2 separate regions of the Mus musculus genome follow, and region 1 is linked to region 2. The links are chromatin loops, found by intact Hi-C in ENCODE. Cell type or tissue: gastrocnemius. All regions are shown on one strand.

What was found. A loop is a pair of places that touch in the nucleus more often than their neighbours do. Peaks named below come from ENCODE experiments on the same cell type or tissue, not always from the same donor. Only the 100,000 strongest peaks of a DNase experiment are listed, where the experiment ranks them.
Region 1: it touches region 2 in a loop (1.8-fold over the local background); 6 of 42 quality-filtered maps call a loop at or near these places.

Annotation. Positions count from the first base shown.
Region 1 is chr4:63,249,604-63,257,603 of GRCm38, reverse strand. Col27a1 (collagen, type XXVII, alpha 1) reads right to left here. Exons shown (of 61, transcript NM_025685.3): 8 at 3,916-3,960; 9 at 3,262-3,315; 10 at 2,863-2,907; 11 at 491-544. It overlaps Mir455 (microRNA 455), which reads right to left and starts at 753; the gene lies at 672-753. In gastrocnemius, no CTCF peak of the experiment used is centred here; DNase peaks (open chromatin) are centred at 31, 688 and 3,717; H3K27ac peaks cover 868 bases.
Region 2 is chr4:63,297,967-63,305,966 of GRCm38, reverse strand. Col27a1 (collagen, type XXVII, alpha 1) reads right to left here. Exons shown (of 61, transcript NM_025685.3): 29 at 5,233-5,286; 30 at 4,763-4,807; 31 at 4,630-4,674; 32 at 4,356-4,409; 33 at 3,546-3,599; 34 at 2,880-2,933; 35 at 729-782. Among named protein-coding and RNA genes, the nearest start is that of Orm1, 43 kb to the left of the region's middle. In gastrocnemius, no CTCF peak of the experiment used is centred here; a DNase peak (open chromatin) is centred at 3,222.

The DNA of each region.
Region 1 (8,000 bases), 48 kb after region 2:
GAGACAAGCCTCACAACACTTTATAAAGCAGCCAAGTGCCGTGCCAGTGATGAGTGGATGCCTGTGCCAAAGGGAGGAGAGAGACGACTTGGCGCTCTGTGGGTGGCCTCTGTCATAGCTACTCAGCTCTGTCACGGTGGCAGGAAAGCAGCCATAAACAGCCGTGATCGATAAGCAGAGCTACGGTCAATAAAACTTTATTTACAAAACAGTCAACTGGCCATCCTTGCAGAACATATAAATGCCTGTGGCTGGTTAGAGACTCCTCTGCTGAGTCCCTTCTCTAGCCTCACTGCCCTGCGTACCTAGAACACCAAGCCTGGGGCACCCCTGCCTTGTCCGGGACCACCAGTGCTATAACAGTGAAGTATACACATGCTGCTTCCTGGGCCTCACCCTACTTAGGTACTCCCAGCATGGACGTCATCAGCAGGCAGTCTGCTATCGCAGAAGAAGTAGAGGGTGTCGGTACACAGACAAATGTACTTACCCGCTCTCCATCCGACCCTGGCAGGCCAAAGAGCCCCGGAAGACCAATGTAACCCTAGAAAAGAGCAGGTGGGGATCAGAGAGGTTAAGCATAGGGTGCAGTCAGCCCAGCCTCCCTGCTGCCATCCCACGGCCCGGTCCTCTGTGGTGGTGGCTCCAGGGGTCCTCGATGACATAGACCTTGAGGCAAGTGTATATGCCCGTGGACTGCATGGTGCTGCGTTCACGATGTAGTCCAAAGGCACATACGCTCACACCAGGGAGGGCAGCACAGGATGGCAGAGGCCCGGCACCCAGCTCGCGACCTGTGGAAGGAAGCTCGTACCCAGGTTAGATGCTGCAGGGCTGGGAGATCTGCCTGCCTTGTGGATGCTCCCTGCAATGGTTGCTCCTATAGTTCAGAGGTCCTGGATCTGGGGGCTTGCATCTACCCTGGTTGACAAATGCTGCCAGTCAGCATGCCCCCCCCCCCCAGAGAGCTGACTCTGTGCCAGGCACATGGGTGATCCTGAGTTAACCCTGGCAAGAACCCCGGAGGCTAGAGATGATGCCAATTTGTATTCAGCTGATTTGTGTTAAGCTCAAAGGTCATCTGGGCCCAATGGACTTAAGGACCCAGGCATGTCACCACTTTACGTGGGTGGCCCAGAGTGAATGTAGCTGGTCTTTAGTCCCCAAGTCTGAGTCCCCCCTGAGTCCCCAAGCAGGCCTACCCTGCCTACCTCATGGTGTTAGAATCATGACATACATAGCCCATCTCAAGGGCTCTCTTTCCTAGTACCAAACATGCAGATCAGAGCAAGCTCATCCCCCCAGCATCCTTCAGTATCCTGATAACAGGGCTTCTCTCTTTGCCTCCCTGTCCTCTGATAACTTCTCAAGGACCAGGATCCAGCACAGGGTTTGTACCAATAGAAGCTATGCAGCAGTTTAATGATAACTACAGCAAAAGCAACTGCTTGCCAAGCCACCTGCCAGGCCTGACTCAATGCTTCACGCACACTGAGCACACTTTGACACTGTGAGAAAGTTATCATCTATAAAGTTCACACTTGAGAATCTCACAATCAAGTTATAAAAGCGGTGGGGGTGGGGGGGGGCGGGTAGATTGCAAAAAATCTTATAGAATGTTTTGAGTTTATTATTTCTTATTGAGTTGGGCTGAATCCATAGCTATCTATCCTAGGACAAATGCAGCCCACAAGCTACGGACTGGACACATGATTACATTATCGCATCCTTACAACGCTCCTGGTAGGGGTTATTAAAATTCGCTACAGCTGAGAACATCTAGGCCCAGAGAGGTAAGATGATCTTCCCATGGCCACACAGCTGTAGCATAGCAGAACTGGTCTCTGAATTCAAGCTCTGTGGTTCCTAGGCCCACACCCCTAACCAGTGCGCCATGAACACACAATTGAGGAAGACTGGTACCAGCTCTTCTTCCCCAAATACCTCAGTAACCAGCTTGATCAGCAACCACCATCTTAACCACTATACCCTGCCTCTTCCATATAGAATTCATGGCTTGTGTTCACAGATGAGTGTCCTTGGAGAAGCCTAGTGACCATCTGGGGTCAGTGACAGAGTCAGAGACTGGGGTGTCTTAGTCAGTCATGCAGACTCCAAGGCTGGTGTGGGTAGTACTCCTTCACACACAAGAGAAAGAAGAGGAAGGTGATTGCCTTGGACTCTGGGTGCTCTCTTCAGATTCTAGATATTCCCTCTGAGGCCACTACTCATGGGAGCCTCAGGAGAGAGACCCAGAATCCCAGAACAAGAGTGGCCCTGACCCTGCATGCCATGTAATGTCCAAGGGACCTTGCCTTCCCATGTTGTGCCCACCCTCGTAACTGCTAGACTGCTACAGAGATTAAGGCCAGTAATGGGTCCATATTGGCCCCCCAACCTACTATACTATACTATAATATAATATAATATAATATAATGTAATATATATAATATAGCTTTGGCTCGGAAGAGGATATGTCACTGAGGACCTGCCCAGATTGACGGCCATGTGATCTACTTGCTGCTGAGCATTTCTTGAGAAGCAGCAGGCCTGACTTCAGGAGTCCAGTCTTAGCAGCATCCTGGCATGCATCATCAATAGAGCCACCCATGCCCACAGAGACCCACGTCGATTGTCTTCTACCTCCGTCTCCCTACTCAGCATACCCAGAACCTTCGCTGTCTCCTTTCTGGGAGAGCCCATGTGGAGTGCCTCCTTGGCAGTTCAAGGTAGATGGAGTTCAGTGGTTGTCAGGCCCTAGCCCACAGTCTCTCATATCCCTGATCTCCCATCAACCCATAGAGCGCCCAGTGATGTCTATGCATGTGCCACCTGGGTGGGACTAGCCAAAAAGCACTTACCCTGCTGCCTTTGGGGCCAGGGTCTCCTACAGGTCCAGGGAACCCCTGAAACAGAAATATGGGGGGCGAGGACATATGGAGACGCCCTCCCTGCTGCCAATGTCCCAGGGCCAGTCTTATCTTGGGCTTCAGCTGTCCTTAGAAACATCCATGGTATGGGTTGAACCAGAGGTGACTCAGGGCAAGACTGGAGAGGAGTCTTGGGAACCCCTTCTCTAAGCCCTAGTTCTCCTGTAGAACCTCTGAGCCTGCAGCATTGTGGCCAGGTCTAGTCCCTGGCCAGCCCTTTCCTTAGGGTCTGCCCCCAGGGGCAGTTTATTGGCCCCAGCCCACATCCTCCCTCTCCTTGGGGCACTGTGGCCACCACCATGGGCAGGGCTTCCAGAGCATATACTGCACCTGCCTGCCAGGGTAACCTTTGGCCCCTGGACTGCCCTCAGGTCCTGGCTGCCCCTGCGAAGGAACAAGAGAAATGTTAGGAAAGGTGAGGCCCTTTCTAGCTCAGTCAGGGTCCTGGGGTTGGGGAGGGTACCTACAGTGGACAAGGAGGAGGCAAGAATGTGAGGCAAAGGGGGAAAGACATCAAGCCGTGTGTGCTGGGCCCCAAGCCCACCTCTCTTGAAACTGTTCAGACCAGCTCTTGGGACAAATCTTTCTGCTCCAGGCTCAAAATAAGAAAGCACAGATGAGGGCTGGCTGGATGTTCCCTGGCAGGGCTGCTGTTTGAGTTGGGCCAGGAGGCCAGAATTCCTGCAAACCCCAAGGCGAATGGAAGGGATAATATCGCCTAACATTGCCGGGGACAGGCCAGCTATTCATGGCTCTAACCAGAGTCCAGGGGCTTCTGCCAGCCCTGGGCTGGGCTCGCAGTACAGACACTGGCTCTTCTAAGAGAGCGTGGCTGACTGGGGAAGGGCGGGGGTGATGGTCAGGGGAAGTCCTAAGGCCTTGTTCTGGGGTTCCAGGGAAGGGAGTCCAGGGAGGAGGCTGGTACCAAGCAGGAACTGGAAGAAGGAAAATCAGGCAGTACAGTGCAGTGCAGGCAGGCCTCACCTGTTCTCCAGGGTGCCCTGCTGCTCCAGGATGGCCCTTGTGTCCCTGTGGGGGTGAAGAATTGTCATCAGGCAATAGGCTTTATGGTAGGGATATGGTACACACTTCCTGCATGGATGCAGGCCAGATGGAGTTCACTGAATCCTCTGGAGTCATCTTTTGTTAGAGCAGAGGATGGGGGTGGAGTGAGAGACTATGACCCAGTGGTCCACATCCCAGCCTTGCCTTGGAAGTTCAGAAAGTTGGAGGCAGTCAGGAACAGGAGCAAAGGGTCTGTCACATAAGGAACAGGGACAAGGGCGATCTGGAACACACACGGTATCTGCCACTCCAGTTCATGTACCATGACCATATCACCTAGAGACACAGCCTCTTTCCTTGCTGGCTCTGCTCCTATTCCAAGGAGAAGAAGGCTGCCCAGATGCTCAGTGGCAGCCTTGACTCTTCATCTTCATTCAGTGACACCAGGCTGCCGCCTGGCAGGCCTCTCACACCAGGGCTCTGTTTAGGAGAGACACTGCCCCTGACTTACGGTGCATGTTTGAGTGTGTGATCGTCAACCTTCTGTGGACCTCTAACGGGGGATTTGAAACTCTGAGGCCCCTTAGGTTCTGTTATCTTCTAACTCTAAGTTCTAGGGCCCCTGAGAGTCTATGACAAGGGATAGTAAGTCAATCAGCACAGGCCCTGGACAGCCGGCCATATGGAGATCATGGTTGACATAAGTCCCTACGCCACCTCATTTCTTTCTGTTTTGTTTCTCTTTTCTGTCCCCTTCTTTTTTTTCCTCCCTTCCTCCCTCCCTCCCTCCCTCCCTCCCTTCCTTCCATCCATCCTTCCTTCCTTCCTTTCTTCTTTTATTTTAAGAGAGAGTCCCATGCAGCCCAGGCCGGCCTCCAACTCCCCATGTAGCCAAGGATGGCACTGGCCACCTGCTCCTCCTACCTTCACTTCCCAGGCCTTCACTTACAGGCCTGTACCACCACAGCTGGTTTATGTGATGCTGGGAGTCAAACCCAGGACTCTAGCATGCTTGACACTCTACCAGCTGATCCTTCATCCCAGCCCCCTAACGCACTTGCTCTACAGACACATAAACACAGCCTCACACAGGTGTCCGTCAGCATCCTGGATGCATAGGAAGTCGCAGTCTTCATTACAAACAGAAGAATCTGTCTTAGGGAGGGGGCTCGGGAAGTTCGCCAGCATTTCTTCAGAATCGTCTCATGCCAAGAGAGACTACCACCCACGAAACACATCTTACTCTAGATCAAGAGCTGCCCCTAGGAAAAAATCCCCCACTGGGTCACAAGTAGGCAAGGTGATCCCCAGACTACAGCAAGCAGCTAGACAAAAGGATCTCCGCTCTTATTACAGATCGATTTGGATTCCAGGACTGTTTGCCTTCGGGCTGGCTATGTGGCCAGAGACAATGACTCTTTGAACTTTGATTTCCTCAGAAATTATAAAATGGGCAGGAAGAGCCAATGCCTGGGTGGCATGATCTGCGTAGGAAGCACAAATCGTGGTGTCTGGCACTGAATTCAGCAACCTTAGAAACACCAGCTACGGTTGTTACTATGGCTTTCATTTCTCATTCATTCATTCACTCACTCAACAAACAGTGATGGAGTGTGCGTGGGCCAGCAGGTTTTTCCTCATGGGAAAAAGGAGCCAGGCAACATGCTTTGCCTCGAGAATTTACATTCCTCGAAAGGAACTAGAAAGAAATGAAGTAGAAAAGGCAAGCGTAGGTGGTGGGAGGCAGGAGATGCAGTGCAATGAGCAGCGGGAGTCTGCTTTGCAAGATGAATATGTTCCGGGGATCAGTTGCTCAACAATCAATCGCTCGATTGTGCTGAACACCATCACCAGTGCACTGAGAAATGGTTTGAAATGGCAAATCTGATGCTACGGCTTGTTGCCACGAACAAATAAAGTCAGGGTACAGAGGACAGCATGCCTGGGGAGGGGTGGTGACTCCAGGGACAGCCAAGGGATGGCTGATGGGGGAAGGTAGACAGACCTGGAGGTAGCATCCTGAAAAGTGGAACAGAGGGTACAGAAGCCCCAGGGCAGAGATGCTGAGAAGCGAGCTGAGAAGCACAAGAAGGCCTATGTAACTGCAAAAGAACAGATAAGGGCAGTGGGCAGAGAGGCAGATGGAGGTCAGAGCCGTCGACTGAAGCTGTGTCAGGAAACCCTAGGGACAAGGGGACAGGGCATGACAGGATACGAGGAGGAACAAGCTGAGGCCCTTTTCTCCCACAGAAGCATCAAGGTGAGCCATGCGCTCTTGCTGCGAGATCGAACCCCGGCAATTACCTCTCTGAACTCACTCTGCCAAGCTTTGCTTGCCTAGAGGATCACTGTAAACAGCCCAGAGTCTCGGGGACCAAGAACAACAATGGGGGCAGTGTGAGGCAGGAGCCTCTAGCACCCCAAGACTCCTGAAAACCAATCCACAGCATCGCTCTCCCCTAAAGAAAAGGGATGTGTTCAGTTAAATCCCAGATGAGGTTTAAGCAAACCTATGCTCAGGAAAGAGCTGGAAGGAAGTGAATCACAGAACCCACCATGCCTAACCCCGTGCCTTAAGCATGCGTGCTCACTAACACCCTGGATCACTTCTAAGAGATAGGTACCACTTGGTACACTTACAGTGAGGAAAAGGAGGCTCAAAGAGGTTAGGGGCCATCCTGAAGCCACACAGCTTTCATGAGAGAGTGTGTGGATTATGGCCCAAAATCTTTCAGATGTTAACCATCAATCACTGTGGTTGGGACTAGCCCAGAAGAAAGGTCCCCTTAAAGATGCATCTCCCTGAGACAGAGCCATTTTGGTCATGGCAACATCCTAGGGCAAAGGTCAGTAGCAGAATAATGAAGTTCCCACATTGGATAAGACCGAAGTCACCATTTTGGCCATCTCTTGCTTCACTGGACTGACAAGAGACTGAGGTTCCAGGAGAAGATAGGCTGTCAGGAAGCTGAGGCCAAGGTTAGACCATTCTCTAGACTTTAGAACTGTGGGATGGACTGAGCTGTCTCAATAGTGAACTCCAGAGGGCCTTGAATGTGACTGTGAACATGAGCTTCTAAATCCGGTGGGAACACAGTCAAGGTGGGAGGTGGGGTGCGGAGGGGGCTGCCTGGAAGCCCCTTCAACAGTGTTTACCAAACAGTTTTAAATCACAGGGCTGGGGACATGAGGCTCTTAAACCATTATCTTCTCTTGGCCCTGGCAATTACAGGGGCCAGCCATCCCACAAGGTGGCCCCAGGGCAGTGATTTCCTGTGTGTGGATGAAGGGTGCCAGGTGGGCCGAGGGAGGCAGAGGAGCCACAGAAGAGCTGGGGCCGTGGTTGCCTGGCAGGCGGGCCTCCGCAGGCCCCGTGTTTATAATACAGCACGCTCTCTATTTTGGTTTGGGAGCCAGATTAATCACTGCTTACAGAGCACAAGGAGGAACCAGACATCACCTCACCCTGCCACAGACAGTGGGGTGCTATTTGGACTTCAGGCAAGGAGGGAGGAAGGGGATCGGTCACTGCCTGGGGGTCTGGATAGCAAACAGTGTGAGTCCAGGCATAGGTTGTTGCCCCCAGGCTCCATCTCTGTAGGAAAGTGGAACTCACTCCCCAGGCTTGCTCAGTACCCAGGCCCTGGCAATTACGAGGGAGGCCAGCTCACAGAACTCACCTACCACCCCAGCAACCCATATCCCACCAGCAAAGAAGAGCAAATAAGAAGAAACTGAGTGAGACTAAGCCTCTCTGAGCCTCAGTTTCCCAAACTGATTTCTCAACATGTCTTATGGGCTCCGAAGTTAGAGGATTCTGAAATCAGTAGATCATCTAGAAATATCAGACAGCTTGCAGGGCATCCAACCCACTTGGTGGTAAGTTGAGGAAGGGAAGGCAGGAGGGTCGAATTTTCATGTAGTTCATTTATTGATGTAATCATTCATTCATTCATTCATTCATTCATTCATCACACATCTGCTGAGCCTCAGCCATTATCAAAACCCAGGGAGCAAACAGTAGTAGACATAACATTGAACAAAAGCAATGTGGTCACTACCTT
Region 2 (8,000 bases):
ATGCTCCCATGCCTAGTACACTGTGTGTGTTAAAGGAATACTCATCTGCCTCTCGAACTTATTGAGTCTAGATGGGGCCACAGGACCTTTCTCAACACTATTTTCTAAGGAGACTCAACTGATCAAGCTTGGTGGCCATGCACAGCTAGCATTTCTGGACTCTAAGCTCTCCTATGCTGCCTAGGGCCTTCCCTCTCTCTTTGCCTAATTTTGGATAAGTTTCCCTCTGGAGACTGGGTACTGGGAACTTGGGGCATCATAAGGAAGAGAAGATGGAGGGAGGCTGAGATGGGGTGAGGACCTGGTGCCCTGAAGACTGCACAAACTCACTCACTCTTGAGCCTTTCCTGCCCCATCTGTAAGGTGCTAAGGATACGGGCTGTGTCCTTACAATTCCCATGAGTCTACATTCACAGAGTACAGAGAGGGATGCTAGGATCTCATGGGGCTTCTTAGGGCAAGGCAATCTCATGGGTTTCATTTGGAAAGGTGAAGGCTAACTGTAGAACAGTTTCGGAAGGGGGACATATTTGAAGGAAAGTATCTGGAGGTTAAATATCTCTGTGGTGATGCTGGGTACCCAGGGAGACTAGTCAAAGCTGTCAGGACTCCTCGGCTGTTTCCACAGTTGGGGAATCTGAGAGTTTTGGGGGTTGATCCAAGCCATTCTCCTGCCCATGGCTCACAGGTGACCTGGGAGCTCTAGAAGGAAAATGTACTTCACTTACCCGCTGCCCAATAAGACCTTGCTCCCCAGGGGGGCCCAGAGGTCCGAGGTCACCCTAGGAGAGGCCAAACACAATCCATGTGAGTGTGGATAGCCAGCCTTAGCCTCTGCCAGCCCTTCTTCCTGCTCTGACTAGGACCGGAGAAGCTGGAAAAAGCTACTTCTTGAGAACCATAGAGAGATTCTAACACTTAAGTCCAAACCCTTGTTCCAGGTAAGTCCTGGCCATGGGATGCTCCTCCACTGGGCAACTGGACCACCTCCACCACCACCACCATCACTACCATTACTACCACCACCCAGAACAGCAAAGCAACCATCAGCATCACAGTCAGCATTGCAATCACTATCATCACCACCACCATCCCAACCACTACCACCACCACATTAGCACCACCACCATCCCAACCATCACCACCATAACCACTATTGCCATCACAACCAGCAAGATCATTACCATCGCCACTACCATCCTCACCATCATCACTGCATAGCCACCACTATCAGCATCATCAACACCATCAGCAGTGTCACCACCATTACCAGAATCACAAAACCATAATCACCACCAACACCATCATTATCCCTTCCACCACTGTCATCACCAGTACCAGCATTAGCCCTACTACCATTATCATCATCCTTACTATTATGACTGCATTACCACCATCACCAAAATCATCATCACCATCCCCACCACCATCAATCTATCACCATTATCAGAAACACCACCATCACTGCATCAGCATCACCACTATCAACATCACTACCTCACCATCATCATCACTGCCATAACCACCACCATCACTACATTACTACCACCATCACTTCATCACCATCACTGCATCACCTGCATCACCATCACTGCATTACCACCATCACTGTATCACCATCACTGCATCATCACCATCACTGCATCACCAATACCACCACCATCACTGCATCACCATCCCTGCATCACCATCACTGCATCCCCACCATCACCATCACTGCATCCCCACCATCACCATCACTGCATCACCATAATCACCATCACTGCATCACCATAATCACCATCACTGCATCACCATCACCATCACTGCATCACCATAATCACCATCACTGCATCCCCACCACCATCACTGCATCACCACCATCACCATCACTGCATCACCATTGTCACCGCCATCACTGCCATCGACTTGCTTATGCTGTCCTAAACACATTTTCATTCAAATGAGCTGAACCTTTGCAAAATCCTGAAAGAACAGTGTTATCCTTGAGAAGCTAGCCGAAATGACAGACTCAGGTCAAAGTGGGTGGCATGACTAGGGCAGCGTGGCTGGAGAGCAGAGCTGATGAACACCAACCATCCTTTCTCTTCCTTGAGATTTGGTAAGAAACCAAAAGGGGGGAGCCAGAACGCCTGTACCCTCTCCTGAAAGTTCTCCAATGAGTCCTCCTCATTTGTAGACATGCACACCGTGCTCCCTGCTGGTGTCTGGGCACTAGGAAGTGGAACATGGTGCACCAGCACAGTCCTGACTAGAAGAAGCCAGTCCTACGCACTACGCACTCTATGTGAGTGGCACTTTATACATAGATGACTTGTTTTATTGCTTGGGCAAAATAAGGCAGAGCTGAGCCAAGGCCAGGAGCTCCAGGCCTGGTTCAGCTCCCTTAGAATGACAGGACACTGGTCCACAGGACAGGAATGATTTGCTTCCAGTCCTACAGTCCCTTGGCAGGTGCCCTTGAGCCAGCATGCTCCTAGGCTCTCAGTTCTGCAGGATAAGCAGGGTTCTTCTCCAATAGTGGCAGACAGATGGGGGCTCCCCAGGGCTGGGTATCAATAGGTACCTGTGTCCTCACAGTTAATGGGGTCACCTGTGCCGAAGTGCTGATGGTATCATGGAGACCAGGAGGGGCAGATGCCCCAGTAGGGGGATCAAAACAGGTGCCAGAAAAAGCACAGCTGGGCAGGAGACAGTGCAGGGGCTCTGAGCTGCTTGGGAACTTTACAGTGGGTAGGTCAGGTTTGCTCCCTAGCCAGGACAGAGACCCCATTATCCCAAGCACAAGAAAGGTCTGTTCCTCCTCCAGGGAGAGGACAAGGCCGCCAGCTGGGAACTGGTGTCAACAAGTCATTTTCCCATCTTTCATCTTGTCTCACCTTCATTCCGGAGTCCCCAGGAAGGCCAGGCTCTCCCACTGCACCCGGCGGTCCCTGAAAGAAAGAGTCACTGGACTCTCTTGGAGCAAGGGGTGTGCTCAGGTCACACCAGGGAGCTGCAGAAGTGGGGTTAGCCTGCAGCTTCTGCGTATTGGCAAAACTATAGGGCTGGCTGCAAGCCTGCAGAGCCTTACACTACCCAGCAGCTGGACCCTCTGCCTACCCACGAGTGCGGTTTACCACACAGGAGCCTTTGGCAGACAGACAAGGAAAATCCATGATTTGCATAAGGTTGTGGGGAGGAAGAGGCCAATGGTGGGGCAGGCCTAGGCCTCTCCTGCTTCTTTCTGACACTGGGCCAGGATGGTAAGGGCTGGCTCTGTTTATGATTCTGTACCAAGATCAGTCTTAGTGAGGCAGGAGGTGAGGAGGACCTCCCAGGAAGGTCCTAGATCTCATACAGTGCTGTGAGGGAGGCTCCCAGCCCCTCACCCTTGTGTCCTGCATAGATGTGCTATCTGTAGGCTCAACCTTCAACTCGGCAGCACCAACCTAACCATTTCTGTAGGGCAGGGCAGGGATAGAGCAGCAGGTGGGAATCCAGACCACGAGGGCTGAGATGCCCCAGCGGCACTGAAGGACAAACCAGGGCTCCTTGGCACTTACCTTGGGCCCCATTTCTCCTGGAGGACCAACTGGCCCCTGAGGTCCCTGAGAGCCCTGGAGACAGACAGATCACAGTTAGGAGAAGGCAGCCTGGGGGGAGCTGTGGGGAGGCTGAGCCACAAGGTCTGGCATGGTAATTGAAAGAGAAGATCCATACACCCTAGCCCCAGCCATATCCAGTTCCTCTTCATCCATTTCCAGGGTCTCCTCTGCATCCAAGTGAACCCCAGTAGGGCTGTCTCACCCTGCACCTCAGCCCTACTACAACAGACAACTTTGGAACTGTAATCACTATGCCCTCTCCTATTCTGCTCTCTCCCACCCAACCTCAACTACCCCTGGCCTTCTAGGGTTCAAAGGATCTTTCTGGGTCTCTAGTCTGGCTCCCCAGTCTTCTTAAAGAAACTCCTCTGCTTCCCCCAAACCCATCCCTTGGGATGTCTTCTGAAGGACAAGCTATGTGTCAATGGCTTCCTTTGTTATTCCCTTGCCCTTCCCAGGGGACTCTCTAGCCTCCTGCCTCCTGCCTTTCTGAACGCTAAGTGTGGCGTCTATACATTTCTCAGGCCATCTTCACAGCCATATAGCAAGCACAACCCAGCTATCTCCACGTAGTAACAGACTCAGTGGCCAAGCAAGCCAAAACTCACCCTAGAACTCAGAACCAAGCTCTCCACCCCTACAGGCCAGACCTAGCCCTATCCTTTCTATCCCTCCCCATCTTTCTACCTGGCCAACAGTCCCTGCTATAATCAGATGGAGAACAGTCTTTCAGGGCAGAGGTACCAGAGAGAGGGGATAGATACCTACCGGTTCTCCTGGGAGGCCCTTGGCACCTGGAGGGCCTGAGGGACCAGGGATGCCCTGTGGAAAAGCACAGGTGATGTTAGTCTCTTCATACTTCTCCATTATGCTTCTCCCTTGACCTCAGGCTAGTCCTGTGGTCTATCCAGATCCCCACTCCACCCTTATAGCTGAGAGAGAAGGTCACTTGTAGGTTCCCATGATGGTCAAAAACTTGTGGTAATCTTTCCCCACCTGCCCCAAAGCCATATTGAGAATCTGTAGAATCAACACTACTTACAAGGAAGCCTTTTGCACCTGAGTGGCCTCGCTCACCAGCTGCACCCTGGAAGTACAATGGGCATCTTTAGAGGCATGTGTCACAACAAACTGAGGAGGGACAAGGGAACTGGTATAAGCAGAAACTGACATACCTGCTGTCCTGGCTGGCCAGGTCTGCCCCGAGGTCCTACACGACCCTGTGGGAAGCAGAACACGTAGAGGTGGGAGAGAGACTCTTGAGGACCACTTACATAAAGGAGGGGTCCCAAGAGACCAAGTGTCCTCCTCAACCCACTGCCTGTGGGCGTACTTAAGATCTGACAAGGTGGGTGGCTGCCACAGTCACTACAGAGGTGCTGGGGTTGGGAACCAAGGACCGTTCTCACAGAAGGGATCAGTGAAGGGCGAAGGGCATAAGCGATCCCCATTGTGCTCTCTCTCTCTCTCTCTCTCTCTCTCTCTCTCTCTCTCTCTTCCTCTCTCTCCCTCTCCCGCTCTTTCTCTGCAGCAGAAGGCTGGATAGTGACAAAATGACTTGCTGAGAACAGGCCCCGAATCATTCTGGGGTGGGGTACTTCAGGGTCTAGAAGGTGGAGGAGTAGTAACATGGGGGTGTCTGTACCTTCAGGCCCTTGGATCCCTGCTCCCCAGCTGGTCCATCAGGTCCTCGAGGGCCCTGGAAAAGGAAGAAGTTTCCAGCACAGTGGCCTGGACGGCAAAGGTCTCCCTTGGACTGTACACTAGGAGGAAGAGATTACCCAGACCCTCTGGCTCTTCCTCCTCCTCCTCTTCCGTACATAGTCTGAGGTGGGTCATCTGCAATGGCTTGGGAGGCTCTTCAGAGGTCACAGCCTGTGTAAGTCAGCTGGAGACCCTAAATGCAATGTATGTCTGTCTAAAGCCAGGCCTTAGCTTACTGCCTCCTATTCCCTCCCTAACTTGTGACCCAGTTCTGGGGAGATGAAGGCAGGTAGGGGCCGGACATCCCAGGTCACAGATGGGGTGGGACTTGAGAAATGCTTCTGGTTCTGGGCTCTGTATGTGACACAATCTCACACCTTGATAGAAGGGCACAGCCCTTGGAGTGGAGGCTCAGAGGCCTGAGGGATGCAGCACATAACTAATCTGCCTGGGATCAAAGCCTTTTTAGGAGAAAGGATGAGACACTGTCACAGAGAAAGTAATTGCATGGAAAGGGGCCTGATTATGGAAGTGAAGTTGACTGTGGTCGGTAGTTGAGGGTAGAATCAGAATTGGAACCCAAGCCAACCAGATGCCTGCTTATTGTCCCACTGTCTGCCACTGTTTATTGGGATGGAGGTGAACTCTCTATCATAGGAGCCAATAAGAGGGCCAGGACCTTTAGACTTGCCTTCCAAGAAGGCTGTACATGGGATGGGGCATTGAGGAGAACAACATCTAGAAGCCAGGGCTGAGATGTAGAGAAAGAGGAGCCATCTCTCCTGCATGGAGGAGCCACTATGGGTGGCCAGCCATTATTCAGGGTTATGATACCAGATGGCCTATCCTGAAGGTCTCCCAGCTACCTCCTTCTCTGTGTCTCAGGCAGGCGTTTCTATGGCAGGATGCCAGGGTTCCCATCAGAACCACATGATATTCCCCACAGGCCACATCAGCAGACCACCCTGGGGTTGCCCTCCAGCTGGGCCAGGTTGGGCTCAGCAGAGCCACTCCTGCCAGGGGCAGAAAATCCAGTGTACCACAGCCCCCAGAGAAAAGGCAAAAGGAAAGATAGGGAAACCCAGCATCTGTGGCCACCCTAAGGTCGAAGCTCTTGGTAAGGAACTGGGTCTGCATACCCAACCAAGCCCATTTTACAGAAAGAAAAGCAGAGGCTGAGAAGAAGGGGAAATCAGCTGTCTGATGTCCAAGGGGAAGAGCTTACTCTGAAAGCTCAGATGTAGCACCAGGCATTCCATATCACAGCAGCCCTTCAATAGGAACTCCCCACCTGAACAGATGGGGAAAGCCTCAGAGAGGTAAAGAGACTAGCTTGAGGATGCACAGCCACACGCTGGGAAGACAAGAGACTGGCCCCACTCATGGTAGCTGACCAGGCACTTTCATTCTTTCACAGAGTGTTAACGGGCCACCCCTCTGTCTCCAGACCCTCTCTCTCAGCATAGAATGCCCACCCTACACATGGGCAGGAAAGCCAGCAGAGCCTGTCAGATCTTGCATGGCACCGGTGGGGAAACTGAGACCCAGAGAACAACAAGCCTTCCAAAGGACATAGGACAGGCTTGGCTAGAACTCAGACCTCATAGGTGCAGTGGGAACCCCTCTAGGCCCCTTCCCCATGGCTGATCCCATGTTTCAACCTCTGCCAAACTTCACAGGAAATGGCTCTGGTCCTCGGATGTCCCCTCCTGTCCTGAATCCTCTGAGAGGAGTCTGGGTTTTCTCAACTGGGATGTGTATCGGTGGGGAGAGTCTTCTAGTTGCTGCTGGGAAGGGGTGCGGGGGCAGCGTACTCTTTGTATGTGGATGGCCCAGGCTTCCATAGTTCACCCTGCAGCTAGGTCAGGGGCTGCCCAGAAACCCTTAGGCCTTGTCTCACTGAAGAGACCCAGAAGGAATGGGTGCTAGGAGGGACCCTAGTGGCCAAAGCAACGTCTCATCTTCCTACCACAAGATGGCTACTCAGGCTGTCTAGTTCAGGCCTTGTCTTAAAACCAGAAGCAGCCAATAGGAGAGTGGTATCAGAACCCCACACAGGGCTTGGTAAATAGCTTGGGCAGCCTACATAATCCTGTTTCCTCTTCACAAGGAGGCCATGTGCCTTCACACCAGGGTAGGAGGCCATTCCATTTACTCCTTGTAACTGAAAAGGAGACTACGTTCGGTATGTCAACGAGTTAGCGTCTCTGGGTTCAGATCTCAGCTCCAGCTATTCTCCATGTTCACACCTGCACTCCGAGCGAGCATTAGGGAGGTTGAGATAGCATCGCTGTGCAGCTGTGCAGCCTGAGGCAAGTGTTATAACCTATCTATGTCGGCATTTTTCTGAGGGCAACAGTACTTCCCTGGCAGGGTAATGCCTAAGGTGAAACAAGTTACTGTCTGTGACAGACAGCACAAAGATTTGGTGACTCCTCTAGGCTACTGTACTCAGAAGAGAACTTGTCTTAAAATTCTATGGTTCCACACTACCTTTAGTGGATAGCTTTGACTGTTAAAAGCCAGTTAGGTGTATGTGACCTATGCCCAGGTGACAAGGCCAGGCAGGGCTTAGGCCTGCCCTGTTGTCCCATGTGGCTGCCTCCAATGGTGGCTCACACAGTGGGAACAGTGGCAGAATGAGTGAAGAATGACCAAGGCTCCTTTGTGCCCTCTGGATGGCCAAGCGTGATGCTCAGACACAGGCTG